Regions from separate parts of the Mus musculus genome. Here all the other regions are linked to region 7. The links are chromatin loops, found by intact Hi-C in ENCODE. Cell type or tissue: left cerebral cortex. All regions are shown on one strand. Each heading gives the region's core, and the rest is flanking DNA. Links, peaks and the distances in the headings are about the cores only. Region 1 overlaps Tenm2 (teneurin transmembrane protein 2). Region 2 overlaps Tenm2 (teneurin transmembrane protein 2). Region 3 has its middle 200 kb from the start of Gm51890. Region 4 overlaps Tenm2 (teneurin transmembrane protein 2). Region 5 overlaps Tenm2 (teneurin transmembrane protein 2). Region 6 overlaps Tenm2 (teneurin transmembrane protein 2). Region 7 overlaps Tenm2 (teneurin transmembrane protein 2).

Region 1 (4,350 bases), core at 166-4,165, 310 kb before region 7:
CATAATTTAAGTAGAGGTATTGAGTTAATATTAGCACTTTTGAGTGAAAGTAGGAGCTCGGAGAAGAGGGGGTGATGATTTATCGTTATTTACATGCTATAACATTGCTTTAATCTCCCTTAGTTACTCCCATGTAATGTGCATTACCAAGAAGAGAAGGGAGCTGAGTGTGTGTTGTGTTAGAACGAAACCTACAATAAACTATAGCAAATGGAAATTTGGTGGGAAATAAGCATACATATTTAACATATAAACCCCTGTATTTTAGCTGCCCAATTACTTCCCTTTTAAAAGCATGTTGGTAATGCCAGCTCTCTTTTAACTGATAGGCTGAGAAACTTGCAGGCCTAGAGGCCTTTTGTTCATCATTTGCTTGACGTCACTCCTATTTTTAATTTCCATATAGACTAAAATTAGTGCCTATGGTTCATTATTGTCATTCAGGAAAATTTTATAAGCATATTGTATCACTGATAAATAGTGGTGAAATATTTCAGAGTGCTTTTTCTTTTGTGCCAAGAACAACTAAAATTCACGGGCATTAATTTCAGCATCACTCTTGGGACAGATTGCCACAAACGTTGGCTTTAAACTGTCCACCTATTTGCTTGTTCATTTATTTATTTACTTGGTTGTTTAGTTGGTTTGGTTTTTAGAGACAGGGTTTTTCTGTGTTGCCCTGGCTATCCTAGAACTCAGTTTGACCAGGCTGGCTCCAAACTCACAGAAATCTACCTGTCTCTGGAGTGCTGGGATTAAAGGTGTGCACCACCACCGCCCGGCGCAGCAGCTCTGCCCTGCCCATACCTGAAGTGTGCACAGTTAATAGCTGTGCTTCCGTGTGCAGAGGTGAAGTTACACAGGCCAGAGTCTGAGATTGAAGAGTGCTGCTTGCCTCTCAGCTGTTCCAGGGGAAACCCCTCCCTTCCTGTTGCCAGAGACTCTCGTTGCTCACATTGGGCTGCTGCAGCTCTTTCTTCAGCCTCTTAAACTAGCGTGAAGACATTTTTTGGCCTTCTGTTATTTAACGTATTTTGTTTGAATGAAGCTAGGAACATTTCTCCACAGAGGAGACTACCTGGATAATCCAAGAGAAGCTCCCATCTCTAGCAGCAACACCCATGGGGATAATCAGAAATCAACATCAAGCCCCTGTTGCTATTCTACATAACATACTCGCAAGTTTACAAATTAAGATGTGGATATATTTGGGAGTTCATTATTCTCCTTAGCATGCCTTGGGTTCTGTTTCAATAGGACTGGAGAGAACGATTTTCCCCCAAATCAGATAAATACATTTCATAATGTTTTGGGAACCATTACTTGTGACTGCGTTAGCTCTGAAATTAAATTAACCCAGACACAAAATTCTCAGTCAGTTTTCACACACACACACACACACACACACACACACACACACACACACACACACCTCAAAGATGCCAAGGAGAGCTCACCCCAGGACCAGTAAGCAGCAGCAGATGTCAGGGGAATCTCTCCCCTCACAGCTTCCCGCTACCAAGCCCCATGTGTCACCCTGTAGCCTACATGACTCGTTCAGAGAAACTCAGCTGTGTCCTTCTGGCTTCCCTCAGGCGCTGATTCCTACAAGCAGACAGTTACTGGTGTCAGCAAGCATGTGGCTATTGCTGGCTGCATGATTAGCTGTTAATATTTGGAAAGGGGACTCACTTGAGCCCCATCCCTTCACCTAGCAGAGATAAACCACTCTTGGGGCAGAGTCACTGGGACTGCTCCAAGATAAGGATGCAGTGTGGTCAGAACGGGGCACTCCTTATTTTCAGGGAAAGATGGAGTAGAGGAGGAAAGAGAGAGGGAGAGAAGTTGAGAAGGGGAAGAGGGGTAGAGAGGTGAGGTGAGAGGGAAGGAGAGAGAGAGAGAAAGAGAGAGAGAGAGAGAGAGAGAGAGAGAGAGAGAGAGAGCACCAACAAAGTGATTCTGTATTATTTTGTAACAAAAATGTATGGAGCCTTCCTTTTGGATTACAAAACAGTAGAAGAGATGGCACTTGCAAGATTCGAAGCTTAGCTTTGTGAGTTCTTAAATATGCTTCTATTTAGGCTTTGGGTCTTCCGTTCCTTCCAGTGTGGGTCAGCAGAGAAATGAGGCAATGTCTTCGTGGCGGGTGTGATGAGGCAGCCAGCTACAACCCTCTTTGCAGCTAGAATGACAGTTTGGGACTTCTTCATCCCTGCAGGACTTGAGCACAGTCGTCAACGCATCTGTCGTTAAATACACATGAGGTTGTGTGTTAAGTAATTATAACTCTATTGGAATGCTATTTAAGAATTAGGCATCATTTTAGTCAATGCCTTTAAAAGCTCACTTTTAGTCCCATTGTGGACAACGGCCCACTCAGCACAGAAAAATGAGTGGGCGGCCCTTTGCCCAAGGATCCTGAATCCTGGCATCTATATGTGGTTTTAATATGGGGAATAAATTTCAGGTGCCCTGCCACAGTTATCCCACCTGAATCCTCACGCCATGGTACCCAGGCCTTGCTCGACGGGGTTCTTATTCTGGGGGTTAGTCTGGTTTCTTTCCTATGCCTTTATTCTCTAGATCTCTGTTCTGGTCTCTCCTTCCTCCATAAGTGCATTCTCAACACGGCCACCAGAGGGCGCGAGGTACAGCCAGATCAAGTCTCAGCTCTCCACGGGCCTGCCATGTCTCTGGGGATAAGATGGGAGAGTCCTTGAGTGACAAGAGAGTCTTTCCACCATTCGAAATCTGTTTCATCTCTTCTGCCCACTGCCTTTGGTTGCAGTCCCAGACCTCTCTGTGTCCTTCAAATTTTGGAAGGAATTCTTCCTCTTCCATCCATATCCTTGTCGTTATTTCCTCTGTGTCAGTGCCCTGTCACCTTAGATGCGTGTTCGTTTCCTCCCTTGCTTGCTTCTTCTGTGCTACTGACTTCCTGGTGCAAGCATATAGTAGGTGCTCAGGAAACAGCTTTTGAATTCGTGAAGGGCTAGACAAAACCAAGCATCCATCCTCTCAGAGACCTTTATTGACAGTCCCACATCGTTTCTCACACCTGTAGCTCATGTCCGACATACTTTACTCAAATATCTCATTTCCGTAGTTGGAGAGAATGGCTGACCATCCAGTACACTCCAGAGTAAAGAAGGGCCTCTTCCTTATTCAGTTTCCCTTCGCATGCTGAGGTATTGCGCCATGTGCTTCTTTCTATCTTATAGGGCAGTGGTTCTTTTTCTTCCTGATGCTACAACCCTTCATGCTGTGGTGACCTCAACTATAAAATATTTTCATTACTACTTCATGACTGTAATTTTGCTACTGTTCATAATGTAAACATCTGTGTTTTCCGAAGAAGATCTTCGGGGACCCCTGTGAAAAGGTCATTAGGCTCTTGAGGGGTCGCAACCCACAGGTTGAGAACAACGTCTATAGGTCCTACATCCTTTATAAAGAAGCAAGTCTTTTGGGCTAGAGGTTCTTTCCTTAAGTTACTGGTGGGTCCTAGAACTAACAAGTTATTTGTTGCATGAAGGAATGAATGGCTAAGTGAAAGTCAACCTGGTGTTCAGAGAACCGTCCAGCAACCTTATTTTTAGTACCTCCTGGTAACTTCTCTCAGGGCACCTTTTCTAAGGTATTTGGTGGTCTTCTTTCCCTCTCATACAAAAGAGTTCCCAGGGTTGAAGACCATGAGTATCTGCTTCATTGCTGTCCCTCATACTTGGTAGAACTCTGCCACCCAGGCCAAGCTCTGTAAATAATTGATGAATGAATAAATTGTAAAGAAAACAAGCCTTCATTTACCAAAATTGGATGTGTGCCTCACTTGTCAAGCACATGGATGTAATGTAAAAGACAGTGCCCAAGCCGGCTGTAAACCAGTGTTCAGGTGTCCCAGGATGACAGTGAGAACCACAGTCCTTCACATTGTGAAAGTCCCAGCAGGCTTTCTCCACACTGTGATTGACATGGAGTGGGACCAGGGGTTCCTCCAACCTTCCCTTCTTCCAGTCTTGCTTTAAGCATCTCATTGCATCTTGTATCATTGATACACTGATACCTCTGCTGTTAACAGGGCCAGAAAACTTCTTGCAGCATTCCAGTTGGGCTCTGGTGTGTCTTTTCTTCCCCAATAGTGGCCTTAATGAATGGCTTTGGAAAAGAAGCTTTGAGAAGAAAATCCTGGTTTTCTTTGTATTTGTGTTGTGACTTTGAGCAGGCTTCTTAGCCTCTCTAAATCTTCTGTATAAAGCAAAGGCTTTTCTTAGCAGGTCCTGGAGGCTGGAGAGATGGCTCTGTGGTTAGGAGCCACCTATTGTACTTGCAAAGGACCAGAATTTGGTTTCC
Region 2 (4,350 bases), core at 263-4,262, 270 kb before region 7:
TCGCTAGCCCTTCCATCACATTCATGCACATATACTTCAGTTGTCTATAGGATCTAGAAGTTTGCCACAGTATCCTCTCATTTGAGGAGAAAAATCATCTGTAGATCTGGTCATTGGCTAATATCTAGAGACCCTCCCATGGGTCTCTAGAACATAAAAGGCAGATTCTCTCACTTCATTTACGTTTGTTTAAATAGAATGAGTATGAGGAGCTAGCATGCAGATCAAAAACCACCTCGGAACCATCCCAACAGTCTTTTCAGACCCCATGCTTGAGTTGCATTAGCCTCTGGGGGTAAATATGTCTCCAGAAGCTAGAGAGGACAGATGCCCTCATCTCTCGCCAGTGTCTCTGTCTGCTTGGACACACAGAGTGTTCTCTCAAGAGTCTCAGCAAGAAACCTTAAGACTAGCATCAGTCCAGTGAGCAGCTCGGAGCACATTGTCAAGGCTACTTAGACAAGCCCCATATGACTTGTGGAGGCACACTCCCTCCTCCCACTCCCTATGCCAGCTGTCCCCAGCCAAGGCCATATGCCAGACATACACGTTCACTGCCCGGCAACATGTGACCACTGGTTCAAGTGCATGGATGGCCTGTGAATTGCCATCACACAGATATCCGTATAAACCCACGACACATCTCTGGGTTTTCCAGAGTTGCTGTGGTGCCCACTTTCCTCCCTGCCTTTGCTTTTCATCTTAAAGAGCTTATAGTGCATTAAAGTGCAAAATGGTCCTTTGCTGGGACTATTTTCTCATTCTCTATCATCTTCTTTGAACCGTTTAACAGTGTCCTGGTTACCTGTCAGATGGACAAATGCCCTCCTACGTTAACCACACCTAGTCCTCCGGCATTCTCTGTGACAGGGCAAAGCATGTGAGCATGCATGTGGGGGCTGCCTCTCAGACTTCTATTTTATTTTATTTTATTTTATTTTATTTTATTTTATTTTATTTTATTTTTTGAAGTTATTCTGAAGATCTCTTGGGAAGTAGTTGGAGGTTGGATTCATAAAACTTTAAAATGTCAGAGCTGGAAGGCAGTGTAAATTACATGTGGTCTAATTGTCTCATTATAATGATGAAGAAATTGAGTCCCAGGGAGGGTGAGGTTTGCCCCAGTTTACCCCGACAGAGACTGCACTGCGCAGTGTCTGTCTGTCCTTCATATTGCCCTGGGACCCCCAAGATATGGAAAGTTGCCCCGTGGGTTGGTTGTCCAATGCTTTTGTCCTATAGATACCAACACAGTTTATTCACAGGGATGAGAAGTCAGGGAAAGGACAGAGGGTGGGGTGAGGGGAAGCAGAACTCCTGACTCCCAGGTTGGCTGTTTCCCTGAACTTAACACTTAGTCCTCGAGCATTCCCAGGTACCCTCACTCTAAGGTTTTCTCTTTCCCGATTCCTTTTATTGTGTAGCTCACAGAAGGTTGGTAGTAGTACCTGCTAATCTTAAAGCATTGCAGCATCCCTCTGGCTGCCCTAAACCCTGACTGCATCTCTAAATAGTTCCCTTATTAAACTCTTCCCATATCATCCAGTCCGGGTGTCATCTAGTGTCGTGCTAGCTCCTTAGTTGATAATGTAGACTATAGAAACAAACAAACAACCCCTACCACCGCCTAGCTCTCTGCATCTTCACCAACACCATCAGTCTTCCATACTGAACTTACTGTGGATAGCTTAATACTTGGCATCAGTACTGCCTAGGTATGGTAATCCATGGTCAAGGATAAAAGCCTAAATTCAGAGTCTTGGGTTCAAACTATGGGTGGTTTTTTTTTTCAGCCTTTTGCTAGCTGTTCCTTAACCAGCTAATTGCTTAACTTCTCTGTCTCCATGAAGACACAATATGAATATGTTCAAAGGACTTTGAACACGTCAGTGCGCATTATTAAATGCCCCTAAGCTCCCAGCGTGTACTACCAGCTAAATAAATGTTAGCACAATCACTGTTCACTGTTAGAACTCTTATTCCATAGATGGAAACTTTTATAAGGACTGTGATTCCACATAAATAGAAAAACTTGCAGTTTGTCTCAAACCTTTTACACCGTCATAAAAGTTCACGAGGATAGAGATTAAGTTCCCAGGGATGCTGAAGAAGGGGGTGCGGGTGAGAATTGGGTGTGAGTCACTGGGGTGTGAGGACAGATGGGACAGGAATGTAGACTGCACCATGCCGGACAAGCCGGGATGTGCCTGGGGTCTCTGATGTGCCGGCCAGGGTTGGAATTCATCCCCCTTTCAATAAGATGATGGGTCTGGGAGGAGGCACGGTGTGTGTGATCTGTTGCCCCACGAGACTCCTTGAGAAAAAGCCATGAGCTGGATATTCCCACAAGCTCAGAGACACAACAGCTACTTTACTAAGGTGCTGATGGGCACCCACCTGGAGACAGAAGTTATTCAGTTGTGTCCTTTGTTTTGTTTTGTTTTGTTTTGTTTTGTTTGTTCCTATTTGTCCTTCCACCTGTGTATCTGATGAGTATTCAGACTTGAGAAACTGACCACACTTTATCCATGAGTTTCCTTAAGCTATCCTTATTCTTGTGCTATACTCTCCTTGGAGGAGAGCCTGAAGCTGACCATTCAGATAAAAGCCTCTTTCCCAGTTCTACCTCCCCCTGCTGCATTCCCTCCGCAGTGCTTTTCCCCTTCCTTCCTCTAGGGGGCAGTAAATTCTGACATGGTCCTGACATGGTCCAGTTTCTGCTCTTGTATCCTTAAACAGAAGACTGTGACACTCTTCTAGAAAAAAGGGAAATAAAGCCATCCCATCTTCTGTGGCCCGGGACGGCGACGACTCTCTGTTATTACTTTATGTCAGACAAGAAAAGAATTTAATACACTGTCGGAGGGTGTGGGAACCTCGGCAGAAGGCAATTGTTTTCTATATAGTCTCTGAGTTAGCTCTTGGCACTCACCTAAGTGAGGATGACCCTGGCTTCTTCTGATTATCCTCTCTTTGCTTATTTTCTCTCTTGCTTTTATTAGAATTTCAATTATTGGCCCAGAAGGTAATTACAGGGTAATTAACAGGCTATCCTGCTAGGTAGGTATTAACAGGGTCCCCTGAATGTGAATAAATGTTAATACCCATAGCTATCCCTAAATCTGGCTTCTGGTCGCGTCCACACCTTTATGTGCACGGGCTGACCCAAAATATATCACTGTGACACCGAAGTTCAGGACTATTGATAGCTAAGTAAAGGAGGGCGTTGATTCTCCCATTTCTACACTGCTGAAAGGTCACCCTCTCTCACACTCTCCTCCACTCTCGATATTCTTGGCACTCATTTTATTCCCTCATTGCCCTCCATGGTACTTAAGACCTTCTATCAAGTGATGTAATTAGTTATTGAGAAGCTATCTGTCTTCTTTCAACCACTATACACAAACTCCAACAGAGCAGAAACTTGGTATGTATCCTCTGATTTATCCAGTGCCTGGTGGATGCTCAGCTCACATCCAGTGTTCTGTCAATTGACAAGTGCCTAAAGGAGGTTACACACAAGTACACACACACACACACACACACACACACACACACACACACACACGCGCGCGCACACACAAAGTGTTCTGATCTTCTATTTAGAAAAAATATGGACTTTGATTGAACAAATTTCCTCTGAAAATAATATCCTATGATAATGTTAGTAATATCACTGCAAAAAAAAAAGGAGTTTTTTTGTTTTTTTTTGTTTTTTGTTTTTTGTTTGTTTGTTTGTTTTGTTGTTGTTGTTGTTGTTGTTGTTTTTAAATGGCTAATCTATTACTTTTGGATTATTAACAAATTAGAAAGAGAACGTCTTATTCCCTAATGCTACTCCAGAGCCATGAGTACCTCAGCAGTCCTGTATTAGAAGTTCCTGACTCACAGGGTTCTATCCCAGCACCCCCAGAGGAAACTGGAGGTTCCCACCTAGTTTCTAAGCAGCTCTGGAAGCCTTGCCTTTTCGCCTCCCACAGTAGCTGTATCCAGAAATTCTCACGTATCTGTTAGAACAGGGATGGAAACAGACGTGGTGCCAGGAAGACAACTTCCAACAACAGAAGCACCTGGGAAAGTTTCATCCACTTAGAATCATTTGTCTGCTTTCAGCAGTGAGCTCTGTGTGCCATGAGAAGCGGCTCCAGGCTGGAAAGAGTGAGGCAGAAAGAAACACAGTGTCTGACTCAGGCCTCACTGGAAGAATGTGTTGGTTTTGACTCTCAGATGGCCTTTTTGGAAGGGAATCAAAAGTGACTCTCAGTTGAAGCATGCACACACATAAACACACACACACACACACCTGCACGTGTAGGTGCACACAGCTCAGGATCTCCCTTGAGCGAGTGA
Region 3 (4,350 bases), core at 154-4,153, 970 kb before region 7:
TGATCATAAGTTACCATTATTCTCTTGAATGCTGAGTAATACAACCTTTGTGTTGCATTCATATATATGTGTGACACACATATATGTGTATGTGTGTGTGTGTGTATATATATATATATATATATATATACATATACATATACATATACATATACATATATATATATATATATGAATGAATACACTTTCTTCCCCCACCTCTCCTTACATACACACATACACGCATCCTGGCATGCTCAGGTGCATCTCTATCCACCAGACCAAACTTTATCACTAATGCCACCATGCAGTTGGGGAGTGCACTCTGCTTCCTTCTAGATCTAAATTTTGTAACTTACTACATGAGAATGCTTTTATGAAAATACCCAGTAAAACCCTTTCACGTTTATCAGTTTTGAATCTGTATTCTTGTTTATACATCTTCTGGTGTTATCGCTGGAGATTTGAAAAACAATTCTTAAACTTCTTAACAGTAAAGAATGAAAATTACAGACCCTCACTTTAATTAAGCTGAATTATATTTCAGTATTGTCTATTCTACCTCAGACAGCAAATTCTCTTTTATTGTTTGTCATATATGCTCTGGGCATTTGTGGTATCATGAGCTTTGATTGAGTAACTCCCACCCCACTGTGATGTGGTAAATTCTAGTATGAGAAATAGAGTTAAAATATTACCTTCCTCTCAAGTATACTATCTAGTCACTTAAACCCTTGGCCTTAAATATTAGTCATACCTCATGTGTTTTTCTCATAGAAGGTAATAGGGAACAACCTCTGAATTTAAATGTTCCCTTTTGCCCTCTGATGACTCCACATGGTCACATTAATATTTTAGTTTATCTGAACCATTCTGGCAGAGCAGATATGGGGCAGGTAGCTCCCTATCTCTACTATCAAATGTCTACCCACTCACTTCAGATCCACATTCAGTCCTGGAGTCCAAAGAAGTGAACAACAACTCTAAAGCCCTTCTTTACTGACCTTCTGATAGCTGGCAAGTCACTTTTTCTGCTAAGACCCAGTCTGTACATCTCTAAAGTCACAGTAGTATTTCCATCTTCATGACAAAGTTATTACTGCCAATGGAGATGGCCACCATTGCAGAATGTTTGTCTGAGATCCTGTGGCCAGGGCTTTTGCTTGTTCTCACAACCTTCATACAGTCAGCACCCCAGGTTTATTATCTTCACAAACACCTCTCCAATATCCAATCAACAATCTTTATTTTAATTTGGTTTGCTTAAGCTTCTGCCTAAGATCAATGTACGGCAGGTGCGATTCAGGGACCTGGCTGAACCTTATTAAGGTACTAAAACCTCTCATCCCTTTCTGTCTTTAGTGTCCTGAGGTAGAAGCAGCCACCTAGGTGAGTTACCTGTTCTACATTTTGAGAAAGACAGTCAATAGCTTCTCAAAATCAAAGCAGTGAAATTTTACATCTCCCAGAGAATCACTGAACATCCTGTATAGATGATGATTTTCTAACGCCACATTCCAGGATCACATGACTGACTGCCGTTTTCTACACGACCCATTTCTTCCTACTCATCGCCGTCTCAAAAGCTCACACCTCTGATTGGTGAATCAGTGCAAGCTAGAAGCCAGCTTGGTTTTCTTTGGCGTCTACGAAACCATATTAATTAGTTTACACCCCTAGATGGTGAAGACTTGTAAATGGAAAACGATAGAAGAGAAGCCAATGTCATTCCTGCATTTTCCTCTCATTTACCTGCAATGGGTTAGCCCCTGACTAGCTCACACACTCTCTCCTGTTACTTCCACCATGTCCTCTGTGTTTTCTAGGTATCCAGCTTTATTTTTCTATTACTTGCCCAGATCCTGATGCCAAGAACTGTGGGGCTCTGTCCTCTACGGACTCACTCTTTTCCTCTTCCCTCCCATTTGTTTGTTTCATCTTCCTGACATTTCTCTTTCCCCCACATTCTAGAGCCAGATCCTTGTTTACATCTTTGCCTCTCTCCTGGCTTCTGTCTCTATAGTAACAAAAACCTAAAGGAGAAACAAGAAATGCTGGGTTCTATCAGCAGGGGGCAGGAGAGTCCTGAGAAGAACAGGGAAGGAGCGCTACAGAAAGCCAGAGATTCCATCTTAATGTGTGAATGATTGCTGATGCCTGCTAAACACCTTTCTTCCCCATCGTTTACCTTCTCTTTCCTCTTGCTTAGAGGACCACTACCTGCAGTATCCTCTGGGGTGGAGTAAGATGTTAGAGCTGATGATCATAATCTCTGGTCGTCTAGTCTTGTTTCTGGCTGTCTACTACCTTTGCTTCAGACGCTGCTCTAGGGTTGTCTACCATGCAGAAACCTGCATGCCATCACTCCAGCAAGTCTTAACTTTGTAAACTTCAATGGGACCCAGGGACATGTAGCCTTTCAAAGTCATCCAGGCCTTCGGGATCTCTTCTCTAGAGAGGTGTCCCCGTACCCACTAAAACTGCTGTTTAAATATGGAAAAGCTCCGCCCCAGAAAAAGGGTAAGATCTTCTGAAAGGTGCCTCCCACAGTAGTAATTATCCCCAGAATCCCAGATATCTGCCTCATAAATATCATCCATTTGAGATACCCGAGGATATTTGTTTTGTCAGTTCAATGACTAATTTGGGGAAGCTTTGATTTCCACCAAAGCTATGACAGATGTTCAAGAGTACAGATTTTAAAAGTTCAGAATTTTGATAGACATCAATCTTGAGCCATGACTTCCATGTCCTCCTTGAATTAATAAATGTGCAGATGTCTACATGCTTGAGTCTCTGCCTCAGTTGTGAAATATATTTACAGAGAGATGTAATTAAAGTTACAGCAAGAACAAAATGAATGAGTTTCTCAGATCAGAGACCCTTCTTCAGCCTGCCTCATTTTATCCTGTTGCCTATTGTGAGTCTTGTAAAAAAAAAAAATGCTTTGGAGTCTTCGGGGCTACTTAGAACTGAAATGACCCCCAAGAAGGTCCATTTCACAGGATCAGGCTGTGAACAGCAGGGCATTGTCTAATCTTGCTTTGCCATAGTTAGAAGATAGATAGCCATGATTGCTGGATTAAAACACCCAGGTATGTGAGCATTAAATTCAATGTTTTGTCAGAATTCCACAGAGAACCAAGAAAAGGATATTAATTTTAAGTGAATAAGTACAATTTTACTCACGGTCTGGGGAATATTATAAGATTACAGGTATAGCTAATTTTAAGAACTTTATGAGCTTTTGTAGAATGCATACTCAAGGGTAAAACCAGCAAGAAATTGCATGTATATTATTGAACAACAAATAAACCACAGTAGAGATGCCGAGTGGTGCAACTGGAATCCTGCCCTTAGAATTTTGGTGGAATGCTGTCCCTCAAGCTTTATTGGGACCCATGTTCCTAGAGCCTTTGCTTTGGGGTTTTGTATTGTCAGCGGTAGTCATAAAAGAGTTAGGGTCATTGGTGGGAGGACTTTATGAAGGGACTGAAACCCCTAGAAAGTAAAATCATTGAAATAAACTAAACACCCTTGTGTTTTATTAGCTAGTGCTTTTCATAGCTCATAATAAAGTCAGCTGAGAAGGTCACTGCTTGAACAGTGCTATGCATATTATAGTGTCTGACTTCTCAAATTGTTTATAAGCAGACAGGGTGAGGATTTTAATAAATACCTGGCCAAGAGAACTGTTCTGGTATATATGCTTATGAATCAAGCAATGAAAAGTTGAATTGGATTCCTTTCCCTCTCTCCCCCTTACCTGCCTTCACCTGGGGGCAGCAAGCTCCAACTGAATTGAAACTATGATTACTATACTCTTTCTCTTCTTTCAGTATTTCATAATTGTAGAAATCATGGGGGCATCGCAGAGCCATTTATGCATTTTCTTTCTAATTCAGCCCAAGGAATTTTTCACTGTTGTCTTTGTCAGCTTTATCCATTTTTTTTCATCAAGTTGCTTTATAGTGGAATACAGGGATCCCACAGGAAAAAAAAATGTTTATCTAAAGGACTTTTTTCCCAGCACAAACCTTGAGGTGTGAATACTAGAATCAACATCAAGTGAGTTCATGGAAGCAGTGTAACAGGAAACCATCAGCAAGGTAGAAATAATAAACACAGAAAGCACAGGGGCTTTTTGGAACAGTGTCCACAGTGTGGAAGACAAGACACAGAAGTGTTAGCACAAAAGGAAAGTGTGTAGTAATGTGTGTCTGTGTGTGTGTGCATATGTGTGCACGTATGTGTGTATGAGTATGTGTATATGTGAGCGCATTTGAGTGTGTATGCATTCAAGTGGGCTTGTGTGAATGTGTGTGTATGTGTGATGCATATGTGCATGCATATGTGCATTAATGTGTATGT
Region 4 (4,350 bases), core at 217-4,216, 450 kb before region 7:
CTGGGAAGACAGATGGTATTTGAAATTTTTTCCTCTTTCTGAACTTCTGATGCGTTATAATAATTTCTCACCGGAGGTATCGGCAAAGGGCAGAGTTTATTTAAGTCTGGCTGCTTGGGTGTGTTTGGCTTGGCTCTTGTGGGTGAGGCGCATCTCGAATCTCCTGAACCTGAGGCAGGTTGACGGTTTCTAAATGGAGACTAAGTGTTGTCCCAAATGAAATATGAACTTAAAACATCAGGTGAGGGCACGCCTTAGAGAGGCATCCAGTAAATAATTAGGAGAACCGAGTTATGACAGTTTGGAGGGGGAGTTAACTCTGGAAGTGCTGTTGGATAAAGCTTTCTGGATTCGAGACCCCCTTAATGGCAGAGGGGGCTAATTAGAGACTCAAGTGGGAACTTTGATTTAAGCCCCCAAATCTAGGATACCTGTAGTGCTCTTCTAGAGGTAGCTTTAGGTGGACATTCCTTTTGTGCGCTATGAATGGGAACTCTGGATTGTATCTGGTGGCATTTCTCCTTTGACAAGCTCGGGGATGACGCTTTAAAGGGCTCGTATCTATTTTCACGGTGAACAAACAGAGACTATGCTCTATCCTTGAATCATCTCTCAGCACAGGGTGTTTGTGGCCGCAGATGTTGTTTTTAAAGTTTGGGCTATTTGCTGTTAATCTCACTTTTGGTGGATTTTGTTTTCATTGCCTCTGCTGTTAAAAAAAAAAAAAAAATGAAATTGTGACCGGCATGAATGAACTGATATTTGAGAATGGAGAAATATAATACAAATAAGCCAACTTTTGAAATTAAGCGTGACCAGAAATCTGAGTCCTATCCAGGTTTTTGACAAGCGTTACCCGACGTATTTAAGTTGGTTTTTAAATTACCTTGGTGGGCATAGGGGAAGTTCCTTACAAGTGTGCTGTTTGATTAAAGAGAATGCTTCCTGGGAAGGGAATATGGAAAGGTGATGGCCGTGCCTCTAGGCTTGGCCCTAGGAAAAACTGCCCTTCTATGGCTCTGTGGAGTTCAGTGAGCACAGAAAGATAGTATTTCACACATTTGTGTCGTGATAGAATGTTTTCTTGCTTAGTTTCCAAACTGGACTGGCTGTTTAACACCTCTATCTGGAGTATCTTGTGTTGCCAGACCCACCTAATGGCATCTTGTACATGCAGCTCATGGATTCAGCCTTGAGAGGGCATGGGGACAGGCTCGGTACTGGGCAAGGAGGAACAAGTGGAAAGTGGCTCTGGTCAGACAACGTCTGGACAACATCCAGAGTTTATCCCGGGTAGGAGTTTCCTGGGAAGGTCCCGGTACAGGTGCAGGCAAACGGAATTATTTTCTGTGGATTGAAGAGAGAGAGAGAGAGATGGGATCCAGGAAAAGCCATACAGCCATGGGATGCTGGGTAGATGTGTTGGTAGACACTGGCAAATTTAAAAAATAGCCTCACAGGTAGTTTTCCTCCTCTTCAACTTAAGAAACTTGACAGAATCATAAAGTGGCTTTCTTCAGAATTCTTTCTCTGTGCTGCCTTCTTGAATGAACTCTTTTCTGATTCTTGGTACACCTAAACATTGACGGCTTTTTTTTTTTCTTTCTTTTTCTTCTTCTCCCTCCACCGCTCCCCCCGGCAATTTTTTTCTAATGATAAGGATTATGCTTTAAAAGAGTGGTACGGGTTCAGAAAATATGCCCAGGTACCGTAACTTTATCACATATATTTTCTTCCTCTGTATATGAAAATGACTTCCTCAAGGTGAGGCAGTCATAAGTTTTAAATTATACCTTGTCCACTTACCACCACATGAGCCTCTGTCTCTCTCCTAGAAGGACACAGGACTAAAGTGCATGCAGAGAGTTGCCCTGTAACCCGGTGGCATCTCGGCTGGCTGGTGGCACTCTTTAGGGTAGATGGCAATCAGTGGTATCCCTACTCAAACTATCTGATTCATATAAATAGCATTTTTCTGACTTTTCCAGTAGATGTTGCTGGAGAGCAAAGAAAAGATTATTTCCACCCCCCACAGGAAAGAGAAGAAAAACTAGACTTACAAGAGGCAAAGAATCAGAGCCCTCTCTCCAAACTAATTTGCTAATTAATGAATTACATTGTATCATTACCTTTTATGTCTTTCTATAGAAAGCTATTCAAACTTGATTTAGATTTGTAAATGACAATTTGTCCTCCTTGGGCCCTATATATGATGTCTGTTTGCTGTTTTCCATTTTTGTTTTTGTTTTGTTTTGTTTTGTTTTAAATCAAGTTAGCTGCACATTGCTATTCAGAACATCCCATCCCTGAATGCAAAAACCCTTTAACATGCAAATATGATGTCAGAGGAAGAGCTGAAATAGAGTACCCGGAGAAGAGTAATGATCAAACGCATTATAAAAATATGCACCAGTTGCCAACAAGTAATGAAATATTAAGAAATTAAAAGCATGCAACCTCTAAAGTAATAGAATTTCATTGCTCTGAGACTGTTTTCCCACTGAATATTAAGTTCTTAATAGATGTACCAGTTAAAAAAACAAAACAAAAAACAAAAATCGAAAACCTACATGGTTTGTCAGTGAAGTTCTTTCATTATATGATGTTGAAAAATTAGCCCAATAGGATTTTCCTCAGAATGGGAAATGTAATTAACATTGGATATTAAGTGCCAGACTGACAAAGCAAAAGCCACACGGCTTGATGGGGGAAATAGAAACGCAAAAGCAAACAGGAGCAAGCGCTTAGAAGCTGAGGGGATCCACGCTGGAACTACTCTGCTGATAATCATTCTGATAAAATGACAAAGACATCCCAGGGGAACCCAGGATTCTAGTACCCAGACAGGAACTGATGCAATTTCAAGCAACCAATGACCTCTGTCTATGGGAATATTTGTTTTTAGATATGATCAATTAACCAATTTCAGTGGAGAAGGGGCATGTATTTTTTTTCCCCTCACAGAAGGGGATTGTTGGGCATCACAAAACCACTTTCGCACAGAAACAGAGTCCGACCTACGTCGGATAGCTTTTGGATCCTGTTACCTTAGGCAGACATGGCTCTGTGCTGGTGGATTTTCCTGATGCATTGAAGTATTTCTTCTGCACTTTTCACTCCTGAGGTGTGAAATGCTCCAGAGGCTGTTTTAATATAACAACCCCCATTTCTTCCTTCCTTCCTTTCTTTCTTTCTTTCTTTCTTTCTTTCTTTCTTTCTTTCTTTCTTTCTTTCTTTCTTTCTTTTCTGGGAAGGAAAGAGTTTATATTTAAAAGGCCTGAGTGTCAAGTACATCTATTTTGCAATTAGCACTAGAAGTCCACTGAGGTAAGGACAGCCCAGCTTTGTTCTTCGTTGATTTACGTACATATTTTGTTTGATGTGTAGTGGTTGGCTTGTTTTCTTCCTTTCTTAAAAAAAAAAAAAGTATAGCCTACATTTGCTGTATGATTGTATTTTCTGGGATTGTTTTACCTGTTGTTTGCACCTCTCTTCTTTCCTCATACCGTCTATAAAGTACTTCCTATATCAAAAGCACTACGAGTAAAATGCTCCCAAGCTTACCCAACAAAGAGAAACGTCTGCCCATCACTGACATCTTTATAGAAGTGGAAGCCACAGGGTGGACCTGGAAAGCACTGGTGAATACACCAAATGAGCCTCCCTCTGTCCCTCAGCAGAGCAGGCAAGAATAGGCTGGTGTGGATTGAGGGCATAGGAGAAATAGGAAATAGGAAAGAAGATGAAAACATGAAATATTGTGGGACAGCACCATCAGATGGAGCATGTAGGAAACATAGACCCCAAGCAATGAGGGATGCTACTGCCAGTAATGGGCTTTGAAGGACCAGACAAATTTGGGGTGCCCACGGGAAAGATGTCAGGCAGTTTGCAGACTAGTTGAAACTTGGTATGAGAGTAAGAAAAGAGTAGAATCATGACAGTAAAGTTTTCCCCAGGATTCTCTGAAACATCTGTCTAGATGACCTCTCTTCTCCAGCTACACTGCAACCTTCTGAAGCTATCAATGCTGCGACCGTATTAACTCACTTTTAAAGATATGTTGCTAGGACAAGAGGAGTGCATGCCTGGCCCCAAAGCTGGAGGCCAGTGCACCTTGCATTAGCTCAGTCACTGGTTGTAAAGTTGAGAACTAGAACTGAGAAGAGTGAATGTGGATGCTATTGTAATTATTGCGACTTCTTGTGTGTGCTGGAGATGTCTTGGACTCATTAAGACAGATTTGGTATGGGTATGTTTATTTCATACCTTTGTAAGAAAAACCTTCACCGTTGGTTAAAGACGAGGCACGTGGTTTAGAAGACGTGGTGTTCTCTCTTTGCTATTGCT
Region 5 (4,350 bases), core at 253-4,252, 180 kb after region 7:
CAGGCATGCACGAGGTTCCCACATGCAAACAGGGAAAGCATTCACACACGGGAAATAAAATGAATATTTTTAAAAGCTAAGTCATTTTCTCCTAGACGAATAAAATTAACATGTTCGAGGCTGTTCTTGAAATGCCATCTGTCGTGTGCAGGTCCGTCTAGAATGGCCGACAGACCTCGCCGTCAACCCCATGGACAACTCCCTGTACGTTCTGGAGAACAACGTCATCCTGCGGATCACGGAGAACCACCAGGTCAGCATCATCGCGGGACGGCCTATGCACTGCCAGGTTCCCGGCATCGACTACTCGCTCAGCAAACTCGCCATCCATTCTGCGCTGGAATCAGCCAGCGCCATTGCTATTTCTCACACTGGGGTGCTCTACATCACTGAGACGGACGAGAAGAAGATCAACCGCCTACGCCAAGTCACCACCAATGGAGAGATCTGCCTCTTAGCCGGGGCGGCCTCAGACTGTGACTGCAAAAACGATGTCAACTGCATCTGCTACTCGGGAGATGACGCTTACGCCACGGACGCCATCCTAAACTCGCCGTCCTCCTTAGCCGTGGCTCCAGATGGCACCATCTACATTGCAGACCTTGGGAATATCCGGATCAGGGCGGTCAGCAAAAATAAACCCGTTCTTAACGCATTCAACCAGTATGAGGCTGCATCTCCGGGAGAACAGGAATTGTACGTGTTCAACGCTGATGGTATCCATCAGTACACTGTGAGTCTGGTGACTGGGGAGTACTTGTACAATTTCACATACAGCGCTGACAATGACGTCACCGAGTTGATTGACAACAACGGGAATTCCCTAAAGATCCGCCGGGACAGCAGTGGCATGCCCCGCCACCTGCTCATGCCTGATAATCAGATTATCACCCTTACCGTGGGCACCAATGGAGGCCTCAAAGCCGTGTCCACTCAGAACCTGGAGCTGGGCCTCATGACTTATGATGGGAACACTGGACTCCTAGCCACCAAGAGTGATGAAACTGGATGGACAACTTTTTATGAGTAAGTAGGCTTTTGACCAATCTCTATAGAGCTCTCCCCTCCTCTAGCTGGCATCCAGATGAACCACTCGCATCGTCTTTAAAACTGCCTAGTCACGTCTTGCTAACTCTAATGACTTCTTATAGCTGCAGGATATTCATGTCCCTTCTCCCGACTCCTAAATGATTTGCTCTGTCGGGCCTCTGATATTGAGCATCCTCCCTGCCAGCATTGGGAATTCCTGTTGTCTGCTTGCCGTTCAAACTTCAGGATATTGGACACGCACAGCACCTGGGAGATAAAGTGCTGATTAACCCCACTGATTATTCATGTTTGCCATGGGTGCGGAAATTAGAAACGAAGAGGGAGGGTCCCAGCGGGGCTTCTGTGATTTAACAATAGGTCCAGCAACACACTTGATTGCACAGACAGGTAGATAAACTCTGAATTTCCTCTTTAGCAGAAGCAGATCAATACAGATAAAGTGCTAGGTATATTAAAAGATGTGAGGGCTGGCCATATTTCCCCTAACAATTATCTCATACTTAATAGTTCTACCGTTTGCTTTGCCAAAAAGCTGTTTTCCCCAGCTCCTGAAGCGGCTTTGGTCAAGCAAACCTGCTGCTGCGGGTATTAACCTAAGAGCTGCTGGTTGGAGGAAGCTACTAAGCCTGAGTCCCCAATGACCTGCTGGAGACTGAATGGAATCTGCCAGCCTCTGGGCTCTCCACAGCAGTGAGCGAACGTTAGACATTAGCAAGTCCTGGCTTGCTTTCCGTGTGGCTGCCAGCTGAGAATTTAGTAAGTTAGGGAGGGGATACCACAGAGAGATGGAGGTGGGTGGGACAAGAAAAAAGAAGACTTCATTGTTGATCGCGCTTAAATCAACAATGTTCGCTTCCTGTTTGTACGCCAGTGTGTTTGGGAGAATGCAAAGGAAGCTGTCGCCACCTGCTGGCGGTTTTACTGCATTGCAGAATTGTTTGCCTGGTCCTGTCTTCCTTCTTGGGGCTTATGGGGACTTCTGAGCAGCTTCACATCCTTCAAGGTGCTGGTACTTGGTCGTCCTTCACTAGCCAGTGCTCTTTTCCTCTGTGGGGACCATCTGTATATCACCTTTAGTTCTCAGCACAGTCGGGTTAAGGCTTTAATCCACAAACCTCCCGGACGCTTCCTTCTGGCAACGGTTATATCAAATGACCTTAGACACATACATTGTAGCTGCTAAATCTCTTGAGTGAAGAGCAGAGGCCCTCCTGAATTAGGCCTAGGTTGGAGTCCAGTTCTGAAATTCGGGTGTAGGGATCCCACAGAAATGAGCTCTTTGATTGGAGGCAGCTTGCTGCCAAAGGTCCCCAGCCGAATGAAAATATACACTTGATTCTTTTTTTTTTTTTTTTGAAGTGTTTAATCAAGAGTTACAGTGAAACTGATTCACGTTTTCTCTTTTAATTTGATAGGCTTGAGAATGTGAGTAGATCCAAGCATCTAAATTTTCCGTTGTGGAGAGATTCACACATACAAGTTTTCCTTAGGTTCCCAAGGAAAAACTCAGACACAAGCTGCACTTCCTGTCAGGGGTGTAAGGTCCAGGTGAACATACACAGTGATTGCAGAAGTCTAGAGAAGGAGATTAACAGAAATGAAGAAAACTATGGGATGTGCTTCAGTGAGATGTTCCCCTCAGTTCCAGAATGTTCCAGGAAGTCCCAGCCTTGGAATTAAAATTTCCCCAGTTGCAGACTACTGAGTCCAGATAGAGTATGATGGCCACAGTCCACCTTAGAGGGAATGTCAAACTGCACAGCCTTCTGCAGGACAAAGCCTCGCTTGCCAGGAAGCTCCCAGCCTCGGCATCAGGGAGGCAGTGGTGTGGATGCCCGCTCTGAGATGTGCTTCCCGTTGGCATTGGACAAGTTTCTCAACCTCCCTGAGCGCCTGCGTTCACATCTGTCAGGCGGTAGCATCAGCTGCACAGGAGTTGTGGGTGTCCATTGTTAGCTTTAGATAACTTTAGAAATCAGCAAACCTTGGTATTCAGAAGCTCAACAAAAACGAGATGCTAACAAGACTGGAAAGAAGCAATAAAGCTCATCTCTGTCTCCGGCCCCTCCTGCCTAAAGAAGGATGCGGGTGTTAGACGGGGATATATGTCAGCAGCAGAATTGAGGGGTGCGCTTCGCACTTTAGTCCTCTCTGTGCTTGGTACTTGCTCACAGTTCCCACTTCTGTCGGTCCCCATATCCTGAGGTCCAGAGGCATAAAACATAGAACGTCCCTAAAGCCAGGCCCTCCAGAAGAGAGGCGCTATGATGTGTGCCCTGTGGTTGTGGCCAACTCCTCCATATCCAGCCAGTGGAAAACCAGCAGGTATCACACAGTCTAAATGCTGGCTTCCCGTGGGATGGAGTTCAGCAGTTATGTTATAGAAAGAGCAGGCTCTGTGGTCTTCCAAACAGGAATGGTTCACTCTGGAAACAGTTACATTCCTCTGTCTTAGAAGGTGGCTTTTGGAGAGCCAACCACAATGGAGATGTAAGAATTGAGCTTTGGGGGATCCTCCCGTGCCTCCATGTTTCCAGAGTAGAGAAGAGCAGCCTTGGTTTAATCTTTGTCTTTTTATCTATTTATGAGGCATAAAATGCTGTCCATTTCACTGCAGTCCAAATCCCCAGTACTTTCTCCATGTTTGGTGAATGGCTGCCACCAAGGTCCTGCCAAGTCTGTTGAGGTAAAACAGAGACCTCATTGCTGGTTATCACTGCTCTCAGTCCAAAGGGATAGTCCAGAGGTTCCTATAGAGAGAGCTGAATCTGCATATCTGTTGTGGGGGAAACAAGCAGCTGCACCCCCTCCCCCCCTCCTCCGAAAGTCAGTCTGCAAGCTAGGGAGCATGCTTTCCCCACACAGCCTGGGAGATGCTTTCCCGTGCCCTCCCCTCCACTTCCCCCAGAGTGGAAACTCTATTTCCTCCTCTCAGACGAGTGGCCAGCAGCAGCCTGCCCAGAACAGAAGTCCTGGAACTACGCAGGACCAGACTTCAAGTCCTGCTCCCGTTCCAGAGAATACACTCAACACAGTCCTTGCCTGGTCGATCTCTGCTGCTGAGCACTGTGCAAGACACCTGAAGCCCAAACATTATCGTTGCATCACTTTCTTATTTTAAAATACTTCTATGCGTCTAAAATATGAAAGGAAGCTACAATTACTAAACTATAGGAATAGTCGAATAAAACAACAATTAGTCAAAAATCCCACACAGAAAAATACCATTTAATACTTATACGTCTGTATTTTCAGAGATGCTTATCTACGCTTGGAAACGCATGTGCTGGGGACAAAATG
Region 6 (4,350 bases), core at 139-4,138, 310 kb before region 7:
CAGACAGAGCTGCCCTGTTCTTTGTAGCTGAGGCAAGGGTGTTTTAAAGTTGCTCCCTCAAATGCTAAGAAGGAAGTGGCGTGTCTGGAGGGTCTTGGTCCCTCACAATACATCTTGCTTCTGATCTCTTCTGCTTCTGTTGAAAGCCTGGAGAAGGCTTGTTAGGTTCTCTGCTAAGTGACTAGAAGAGAGAGGAAGTCATAGCAAGAGGCCCCTGACTCATGACTCAGTTCTGTGTATCCCACCTTCTTGTTTGGGACTTCCATCTCTGAGCACAGGATTTTCTCACTAGTAGTATACAGACCAAAAACCACTCTTCAGGGGTTAACCCTGAGCTACAGCTAAATGGGGTCATGTACCACAAGCAGCATTTGTAGCTACCAGTGCATGATGGGAATCCCATGTCATTTTCTGTTTTGTTTCCATTGTTTTTGATATTGTTTAGTGCCGGGGATTGGATCTAGGTATATGATAAGAACATGCTCAGGCATTAAACTGCACCTCCTATATTTTGAATTTTATGTTTGCATGTGGGTTTTTTTCCAGTCTCTTAAGATTGTGACAGAGTTGAAAAATGGCTTATGACTTGTACCTGGGTGATGGGGTGTTGTCTAAATTTTGTTTCTGTTGCTGGGATAAAATTTCCTGATGAAAAAAACTTAGGGGATAAAGTGTTGATTTCAGCTCATTGTTCCAGGTTACAGTACGACAGTATGTCATTGCAAGCAAGTCACTTGGCAGGAGCTTGAGATGACTAGTCACACTCAACCCCTAGCCCAGAAGCAGAGAAGGATGAGTTAACTCACATACAACTCGCTTGGGGGTCATTTTCTATACAGCTAATGGTTCAAGATCTCCTGTCTAGAGGATGTTACTACCCACGGTAGGCAGGCCTTTCCACCTTAATTAATATAATCAAGGTAATCAGCCACAGATGTGCTCACAGGGCAACCTGCTCTAGGCCATTTCTCTCTGATATTCTCTTCTTGAGCAATTCTAGATCGTATTGTTAACAATTGAAAGTAGCCATATTCATATTGCTGGAACTGAAGTGCGGGTACCGAGCTTTGAGTGAAGGAAAATTCTCCCAGCTTTTGAACAAACCCACAGTCAGTCAACACCGTGTGCTGCCAGCTTGAGGGTTCCTGCTGGGCCACACAGGAGTGTGACAGACTCTTCCCACCTTCGCCCAGGAACATTGAAAAGTATGGAGGTCCTTTTTAGTGAAAATAGTGGGTCCTGTCATGCAGCCTTGAGTACAAGGCCCATGGGATCAAGGAGGACTGGAAGGCTGTATCTGGAGGTCCCAAGGCAACTCTTTAGCATTCGTGCCTTCTCCAACAGTCTGCTCCTGTGTCTGCTCCAGCTTTCATCTCCCACCTCTCCTTGTCCTGTCATGTCTGAGGAATACACATCACTCCCAGGTCTTTCATCTGAGAGCCTGCACCGAGATCCAAGTTTTCATCAGCAATGGGCTAATGCCAGTTGGAATTAACAGCCATTCCACTCATCGGCTTTTACTGTCAATATTTATACAACTTCTAGATTAGGACCCTTTGGGGCAGGAGACCCTTAGAATGCACTCTGTGCTAGGGGTGAGAAGGGTAGGAAAGTGACGTTTTCATTAAATAAATAAATAAACATACATTGCACTTTATTTATGTTTTTAATAAGTGAAGTGAGTTGACCGGCTGCCACCGAAACTGCCAAAAATAAAATAGAGTTTTTGGCTTTTACTTGAGTCCTGGGATTCCAGTGGCCAGCGAGGTGGGGGAGGGGGGCGGAGATCTGCACATTGGTGAACTCCCTTTTCTGAAACAAGCCGTTGCCGCGTACATAATCCAGAAATCTGGAGACACAGATGGACAGGAAGTCCTCCATGATCTCTAGTGAGTAACATTTACATGCAGCCCCATTTAATTAGCTTCTGTACATCCTTCTCTATTACCGAGACCTCTCTGCTACGCGTTTTTACCTGCCCTTCCACTTAGTATTTTGAAGGCTTCATAAGCTCAACCCCAAACTGATGCCACTTACCCCATGTGAATTTCTCCAAGATGTCTTAGAAAGAGGTTGAGCGTATTCTCAAACAACTTAAAATAGCCAAAGAGTCCAGTATGAATGATTTCATCAGCACATTCTTCATACTCTAAATTACTTGCCTTTCTGAACACTTATCCACTTCAGCTAGGATGCTATAGTCTTATGTCATTCATCTTTTTGGAGGTTTTATTAGTGTTTAAAATACAAAAGTCCTTTTTTTTTTTTCTGGTACTTGAGGAAGCAGTATTTTTCCTTCCTGGCTGATGGACTTGGCAAAGGAAATGAATGTGACCTTCAGTGCGAGCCCCTGATAGTAATCGGAGCTTCATGATTGACAAGCTTCGTGTCCTTGCTGAGCCTTTCTGAGGCTCAATTTCTGGATCTACAGGTGGAGATAAAAAGGAATAAGAACTGTCATGTCTGTGAGGGTGGGAACGGTGTCCATTGACTCGCCGACAGTCCCCTAACCCTGTTCTGAAACACTATAATGTGCCCTAAGTTCGATTTAGAAGCTCCCAGGCCTGTGTTTGTAAACTGACACTCTGACTTATGTTTCAAGATGTTAGCATCATTAAGTCTCAAAAGCATTTTTAGATTATACCAGTTATTTTTTTTCAGAGTCTGGACCAGTCTGAAAGTCTAAATGTCTAGCATTCCGATGGTAATTCAATTTTCGGTATCATATCACAATTATTTCCTGACCCAGTGAGACATGTTGGTCTCCTCCATCAAACCTTAAGGACTTTTCAACAACCTCTGCAGAGAAAAGCACACAGGGGCTGGGACCAGTTTGCTTTGGTGTGTTTTGACATTTCTTTCGGGGGCGGACTCCACTCTCCACTTCCCCTCTACACTCAAGGACCCGTGTAAAACAATGCTCAGCTCACTGTCTGATAAATTATGTCCTATGCCTGAGCCTCACAGGAAGGCTAGTGAGGGATGAGTCACAGTTGCTCTATGGCTCAGTCTATATCTCCACAACAATGCCCTCTCCCTCAGCACAAGACAGTGCACATGGAAGTCACTAAGAAGAGTCTCTCCAGATGATCACAATGAGGACAAGCATTGGTGATATTGCAGAGCTGCAATACGAAACAAGGCTAGCCTTGTAGTTTCCTGGACAGGACATGTAGTGATTGGTGTCTGAACTATTGTATCCATTGCACAATGGAAAAATATGGGTGTATGGATCAGGATTTATCCAAATTTTAAGATAAGCCAACTTTCAAGCATCATTGAGCAGGCTCCAGTTAGGAAACTATGTAAACTACATCTGTAGTTTGAGTCATCTTTTTTTTTTTTTTTCCTTTTTAACCATCTGATAATGTGGTTACCAGCGATGTTTCAACCTCTCTGAATTCCAGCTTCTTTAATCTGCACCATGGTGAGACTCCACCCCATATTTAGCTTATTTGCATATGACTTAAAGACAAACCTTGTGAAACATGGGCTAGCAGTGAGGATGTGTGGTCCCTGGTGAAGTTTCTAGCATTCCTAGTGTGGGAGCAAGTAATGCCTCTCTACGAAGTACAGCATCCTGAAGAGAGGTGGAAGGAATTCACCCAAGAGCACAAGAACAGATCAGAAGCACAGTAAAGTCGAAGAGAAGAGGGAAGCTGTCAGGTAGAGATCCCGTTGCTAATGAAACATGCATCACCTTTCCAGGGAGATTTGCACTGGGACCACGTTTTGAAGTAGATTGGCCTAAACACTTATGAAGTCCCCATGATGTCATGTCCTTTCCTTGGATCAATACCCCTGGCTTCAGTGACATGTCACAAAGGACTAAACAGACAAGATGCTCTTTGGAGACAAGAATTAAGATTTTAGGACAGCACTTGGGATGGAGAAGTGTCCTAAGGGTTTGAGTTCAGAGGTTCCTCAAGAGCAGAGGGAAGCTTTAAACATCTGGAGCTGGGTTTCCAGAGGGAGAGGCTGTGCCTCTGAAGAGGGACAAGGTGAGATGAATATTAGATGAGCTGAGAGCAGTGCAGAATGAGAGGCAGTAAATAGTCTGCGTGTTGCTGTTGAAGCGTAGTGTTCTAACTAGCAGAAAGTAGACACTCCAGCAACCAAAACATTTGCAATAGGCTACGCAAAAGAAAGTCTTCTGCCTGTCCCAGCAGATATTCTACAAAGTGAGTTCTCAGCCAAGTGGCAGCGCTGCCCACTTCCCACCCCACCAGAGACCTTTGATTGTGTCCAGAGGTGTTGTTATTGTTGTGTTTGAAGGGAAAGGTGTCACTGGCATCTAACAGACATCCTACAGGAAGACTACTAATTGTCCTGATGTGTACAGGTTGGTCC
Region 7 (4,350 bases), core at 166-4,165:
TTTTTTTTTTTTGAAAAAATCATTTTAAAACAGCTAATTCCTTGGCTCCCTTCACCTGGTAATTACAAATCAGAAGCTATCGTTATCTTGAAGCAACCACGATTACTTCTCATTTCCTGACCTCTGTATGGTGAAAATATGTCATTATTTGAGGCAATAGAATCTGGTCTCTTCAAGTAAGTGACCTACATATAACAGATAAACTGCAGGAGAAAATTAGGTGTTACCTCGACGGAGAGAGTACAGTAAATGTCACTTACTCTTATTAGTATTTATCATCTGGGAAAGTTGCGACCGTTGGGCCTTGCACCTCATGGAAATGGAGAGCCAGAAAATGTGGCTTGAGGTGGAGAAGCCTGTGAGAGAAAAGCAGACACGGACTCTCCCAGGTACCTTGCCATCTTAATCTGCCACCATCAATCTAAGCTGCATTGTGTGAAGATGGGTTTTTAACCTTAATAGAATAGAGCCTGACTTTAAGTGGTGGTAGGCATGCAGAATTAATTGCTATGTGAACAATTTCCTAAGCATTGTTAATTGTGTTTCCTGTGGTTAATTGTTTCTCCCATCCCCACCTTCAAACTCAGAACTTTCCTGTCAACAGCCCTTTCTCTCCTGCGGAGCTACTACGAATGTGGCAGCAGGCATCAACCTGTGCCCATTGAAATGCCAGACAGACAGGGCACAGTTGTTGTTTGCGTGGGAAATATACAGGGGATGGATTCCTTATTTATTTACAAAGGAAGCGTTTCTTAGATGAGGGCCTGGAAAGAACAGAGGTGTTTCCCTCCCCCTTGGTAACAATACAACCAGGATCCATCAGGGAGAGATACGGACACTGAGTTTTCTAAAAATCACTCTAGGTATCTGCACAGGCTAAGTGACAAGACCAGAAGGCTGCCTGGAGGCAGAGGTGGCAGCGTACATGGAAACCAACCTCTGAATGCATGCCTGTCTCCTGAGAGCAAGTGCTTATGGGAATCTCATCTGTGTCTCATGCCGTACTTGGGGGAAACAGAATATGCTGTGTTTGTTTTGCTTTTTTCTGGAAAAGGCTCTACCACTATTACACATATGCACACACATTCATGCACACATATGCTCACACACACACCTTAAGCATTTTCACAGTGTGCTAAAAAAGATATGCATTCATCATGAATACAGGGAGAAATTATATATATTCAAACTTTGGCACAGTTAGATAGGCATGCTCTAAGTGGGCCGGAGAGATTGCAGATACCTCTGGCTGTGGTGGCATTTTAGGGTCGGTCAAATGGGAGCAGTGTAGCCTTATTTCTGAACTTGACTCACATTTTGAGTAGCTGGGTGAACCCAGCCTTTGCCAGTGCACCTGTCTAAAAGCATTCATGTCAGATGTGTGGCCAAGCAGGCGAGTGATGAGTGACCCCATCCTGAAAGATAAAGACCTATATGCAGCCTCCCTCCTCCACTTCCCACAAGGGGTGCTGCCCCTGAGGCTGGGAACTGCAACAAAGCAGAGACAGAAGCTCTTAGATTGCCACTTTCTATATTTTAGCTAATCCTGACGGCCTGGGGCAAGCCATTTTTGAACTGCAGTTTCCTTAAAAGGCAGTCGCTTGGAAAAAGGCACCTGGCCCTCCCCCTTGACATTTGCATTGCTGAATTATCTATTCATACTTTCATTACTTTGTCTCTCCTGCAGCAATGCATCTGCTCGGACTCAATTGGCAACTCCAGCCGGCAGATGGACACACCTTTAACAATGGCGTAAGGACCGGCTTACCAGGAAACGATGATGTGGCAACAGTGCCATCTGGAGGCAAAGGTGAGGTTACAGCTGCTGCTTGCCCTATTGAGGTCACAGGAAAAGTCAAGGCTCTTGATGGCTGCTACAGGTTTTTTAATCCAAGTCGTGGAAGGCATGTGAAAAGAAAAGAGAAGAAAGGAAAGGAAAGGAAAGGAAAGGAAAGGAAAGGAAAGGAAAGGAAAGGAAAGGAAAGGAAAGGAAAGGAAAGGAAAGGAAAGGAAAGGAAAGGAAAGGAAAGGAAAGGAAAGGAAAGGAAAGGAAAGGAAAGGAAAGGAGAAAGGGAAAGAGGAAAGGAAAGGAAAAGAGAAAGGGAAAGAGGAAAAGGAAGGGAAAGAAGAAAAAGAAAAAAAACGACTGCCTTTCATAGGTGCCCCTGTTTAAAAGCTGTTTGCTGTTCCTGTCTGTTAGCTGTGTTTGGCTGGAGTCACTTGGATCTGGCAGAGCGCCTGCTCCAAGCAGTGTGCATACCTATGCTATCTACAGCAACTGATTTGATGTAGCATGCCTGAAAGCATTCCGGGGCCTAAGCAGAAGCAGCAGCAGCAACAGCAGCAGCTGGAGCAGCGGCAGCAGCAGCAGCAGCAGCAGCAGCAGCAGCCAAAACCTGCCTGATCAGAAGGCAGGAAGCAGCTGGCAGTACAGGCCACTAGTCTGGGTCCTTCTCCCACAAGGATAGATACAACCTCCCTGGGGAGTAGTCTCGCCTGGCTCGCCTTGAAAGAGACAGAGCTGTTCTGCTTTGGGAAAGAATAGAAAGGACTTTTGACAACTTGGCAACAAAGCTTCCCTTTTTGGGCCGGGAGGAGGACAATAGGAGTGTTCATTGAGGCAATCAGGCGACTGTATTCGCGTAGGGGAGAAAAATAGGTGCTAACAAGGTGCTAAAAAAGCAGAGAGAAAAAAAACACAGAACCATGGGGAGGTGGGGACAGGAGCAATTAAAAGACAAGAGCAGCCAATGGCACAGCTAACAGGGCTGGCATTTGGTAATCTGGTGGCAGTTTGAGTGATTCGGATGGAAATCACATAAGCAAGGGATTGTATCAAAAGGGCTTCTCCAAACAGAATTTTTCAGTCCATTTCAGAGAGAAGGGTGGGGAGAACACCGCCGGAATATTTCAAAGAAAAAGAAAGGATAACTATCACATATCCAACATAACATAGTGTAACTTCAGCTCCAAGAGCAGGAATCTCATCTCTGAGAAATTCAGGCCCAGAATGTTCTAGAAACTGATCCAAATGAAACAGGATAGGCACAAACTTGAATTCGGGACTGTGTAATATGCATCTTCAGACAGGACGTGGGCTTTTCCTCTACCTGTGCTTTCTCCCGAGGAGACTCCAGAATTCCTCAGCCTTGGCTGTGTGTTACTTACCCTAATACGCTAATGGTCTCCCCGGGGCTGTCCTACACCTTTGGGTAGGACTCCTCGGCCTTTTCATTCAGTCTTTAAGAAACGCTCTTCCCATCCGTCATAATCTTAACGCTAAATCATCTTTAAGTAAGCATGAAAAAGTTTTATCTAAGGATGAAATGATACGCTTCCCATTATTATGTAGGTGAAACTAGATCTCAAAATAACTAACTGCCCACATTCTAACTGCCCACATTCTGCTTCAGCTGACCACAAAGCCCAGTGACAAATTTATTGCCCTCAGTTTTAAAATCTGTTCACCTCTAGTACTTGACCTCACTCCTTCCTTTTCTCCTTTACAACAATGGCTCTCATTTTTGCCCCTTGGGAGACATTTGGCAATGACTGAAAAGGGTTTGTTTTTGGGTTTTTTTTTCTTTTCTTTTTTTTTTTTTTTTTACTGTCACAATTGGAAGAGGTGCAACTAGTGGGTTAAGGCCAGGGGTGCTGTTAAATGACAGCCAGTACACTGGCTAGCTCCCTCCCTGTGGTGAAGAATTACCTCGGTTTGGAGGACCAACAGGATGGCTCTTAGAAGCCCTGCTTCATGGGGTCTCTGCTACATTTACCCGCTGCTGTTCTTTAGCCCACAAGTCAACAACCAAACAAACTTAGAATGCACATCTGAAAGTGAAGATGCAGATCATCCCATCATAGGATGTGGAGATGGGAGGGCTCTGGAGTTGTATATAGATGCTTTTGAAACAGTACCCTGAACCCAGGGATCTTCACAGGCCCCCCAGAAATGAAAATAGCCCCTTTTTCTTTTGTCTCCATTTCCCAACCCTACTTCCCTTTAACATCCCACACCATCACAGCCAGACAACTGAGGAAAACTCCCCTTCGAGAACAAGTCTTAGGAATACTTGTCTCTAAGGCAGCGGTTCTCCACCTTCCTAGATGCTATGACCCTTTCGTACAGTTCCTCATGTTGGGGTGACCCCAACCATAAAATTATTTTCACTACTACTCCATAACTGTAATTTTGCTACTGTTATGAATCACGCTATAAATATTTTCAGAGATAGAGGGGTTGTGACTCATATGTTGAAAACCACTGCTCTAGGCTAACAAATAGGGACATCTTTTTCATTGTGATCTGGGGAGACCAGAATCTTAGACTTTCCTGTGTGCATTAAAATA

Evidence for each region. Peaks named below come from ENCODE experiments on the same cell type or tissue, not always from the same donor. Only the 100,000 strongest peaks of a DNase experiment are listed, where the experiment ranks them.
Region 1: it touches region 7 in a loop (10-fold over the local background); 22 of 42 quality-filtered maps call a loop at or near these places.
Region 2: a loop joins it to region 7, with 10 times the contacts of the local background. A loop is called at or near these places in 2 of 42 quality-filtered maps.
Region 3: it touches region 7 in a loop (2.6-fold over the local background); 7 of 42 quality-filtered maps call a loop at or near these places.
Region 4: a loop joins it to region 7, with 3 times the contacts of the local background. A loop is called at or near these places in 5 of 42 quality-filtered maps.
Region 5: a loop joins it to region 7, with 3.0 times the contacts of the local background. A loop is called at or near these places in 16 of 42 quality-filtered maps.
Region 6: it touches region 7 in a loop (8-fold over the local background); 22 of 42 quality-filtered maps call a loop at or near these places.

What each region holds. Positions count from the first base shown.
Region 1 is chr11:36,524,881-36,529,230 of GRCm38, reverse strand. All of the region lies in intron 2 of Tenm2 (teneurin transmembrane protein 2), which reads left to right. Among named protein-coding and RNA genes, the nearest start is that of Gm33585, 170 kb to the right of the region's middle. In left cerebral cortex, for the core only: a CTCF peak has its summit at 2,634 (motif pointing right); DNase peaks (open chromatin) are centred at 1,575 and 2,639.
Region 2 is chr11:36,488,623-36,492,972 of GRCm38, reverse strand. All of the region lies in intron 2 of Tenm2 (teneurin transmembrane protein 2), which reads left to right. Among named protein-coding and RNA genes, the nearest start is that of Gm33585, 130 kb to the right of the region's middle. In left cerebral cortex, for the core only: a CTCF peak has its summit at 2,660 (motif pointing right); DNase peaks (open chromatin) are centred at 481, 2,735 and 4,096.
Region 3 is chr11:37,184,027-37,188,376 of GRCm38, reverse strand. It overlaps a transcript of Tenm2 not described here. Among named protein-coding and RNA genes, the nearest start is that of Gm51890, 200 kb to the right of the region's middle. In left cerebral cortex, for the core only: a CTCF peak has its summit at 2,056 (motif pointing right); DNase peaks (open chromatin) are centred at 1,592 and 2,048.
Region 4 is chr11:36,672,747-36,677,096 of GRCm38, reverse strand. All of the region lies in intron 2 of Tenm2 (teneurin transmembrane protein 2), which reads left to right. Among named protein-coding and RNA genes, the nearest start is that of Gm51889, 23 kb to the left of the region's middle. In left cerebral cortex, for the core only: a CTCF peak has its summit at 1,991; DNase peaks (open chromatin) are centred at 342, 475, 1,162 and 1,974; H3K4me3 peaks cover 1,687 bases; H3K27ac peaks cover 1,697 bases.
Region 5 is chr11:36,043,443-36,047,792 of GRCm38, reverse strand. It overlaps Tenm2 (teneurin transmembrane protein 2), which reads left to right. Exons shown (of 29, transcript NM_011856.4): 23 at 152-1,026. Among named protein-coding and RNA genes, the nearest start is that of Gm42072, 48 kb to the right of the region's middle. In left cerebral cortex, for the core only: a CTCF peak has its summit at 1,956 (motif pointing left); DNase peaks (open chromatin) are centred at 507, 734 and 1,925; H3K4me3 peaks cover 361 bases; H3K27ac peaks cover 343 bases.
Region 6 is chr11:36,530,400-36,534,749 of GRCm38, reverse strand. All of the region lies in intron 2 of Tenm2 (teneurin transmembrane protein 2), which reads left to right. Among named protein-coding and RNA genes, the nearest start is that of Gm51889, 160 kb to the left of the region's middle. In left cerebral cortex, for the core only: no CTCF peak of the experiment used is centred there; no DNase peak of the experiment used is centred there.
Region 7 is chr11:36,218,868-36,223,217 of GRCm38, reverse strand. Tenm2 (teneurin transmembrane protein 2) reads left to right here. Exons shown (of 29, transcript NM_011856.4): 6 at 1,688-1,810. Among named protein-coding and RNA genes, the nearest start is that of Gm46251, 57 kb to the right of the region's middle. In left cerebral cortex, for the core only: a CTCF peak has its summit at 1,789 (motif pointing left); DNase peaks (open chromatin) are centred at 1,131, 1,776, 2,287 and 2,506; H3K4me3 peaks cover 279 bases; H3K27ac peaks cover 791 bases.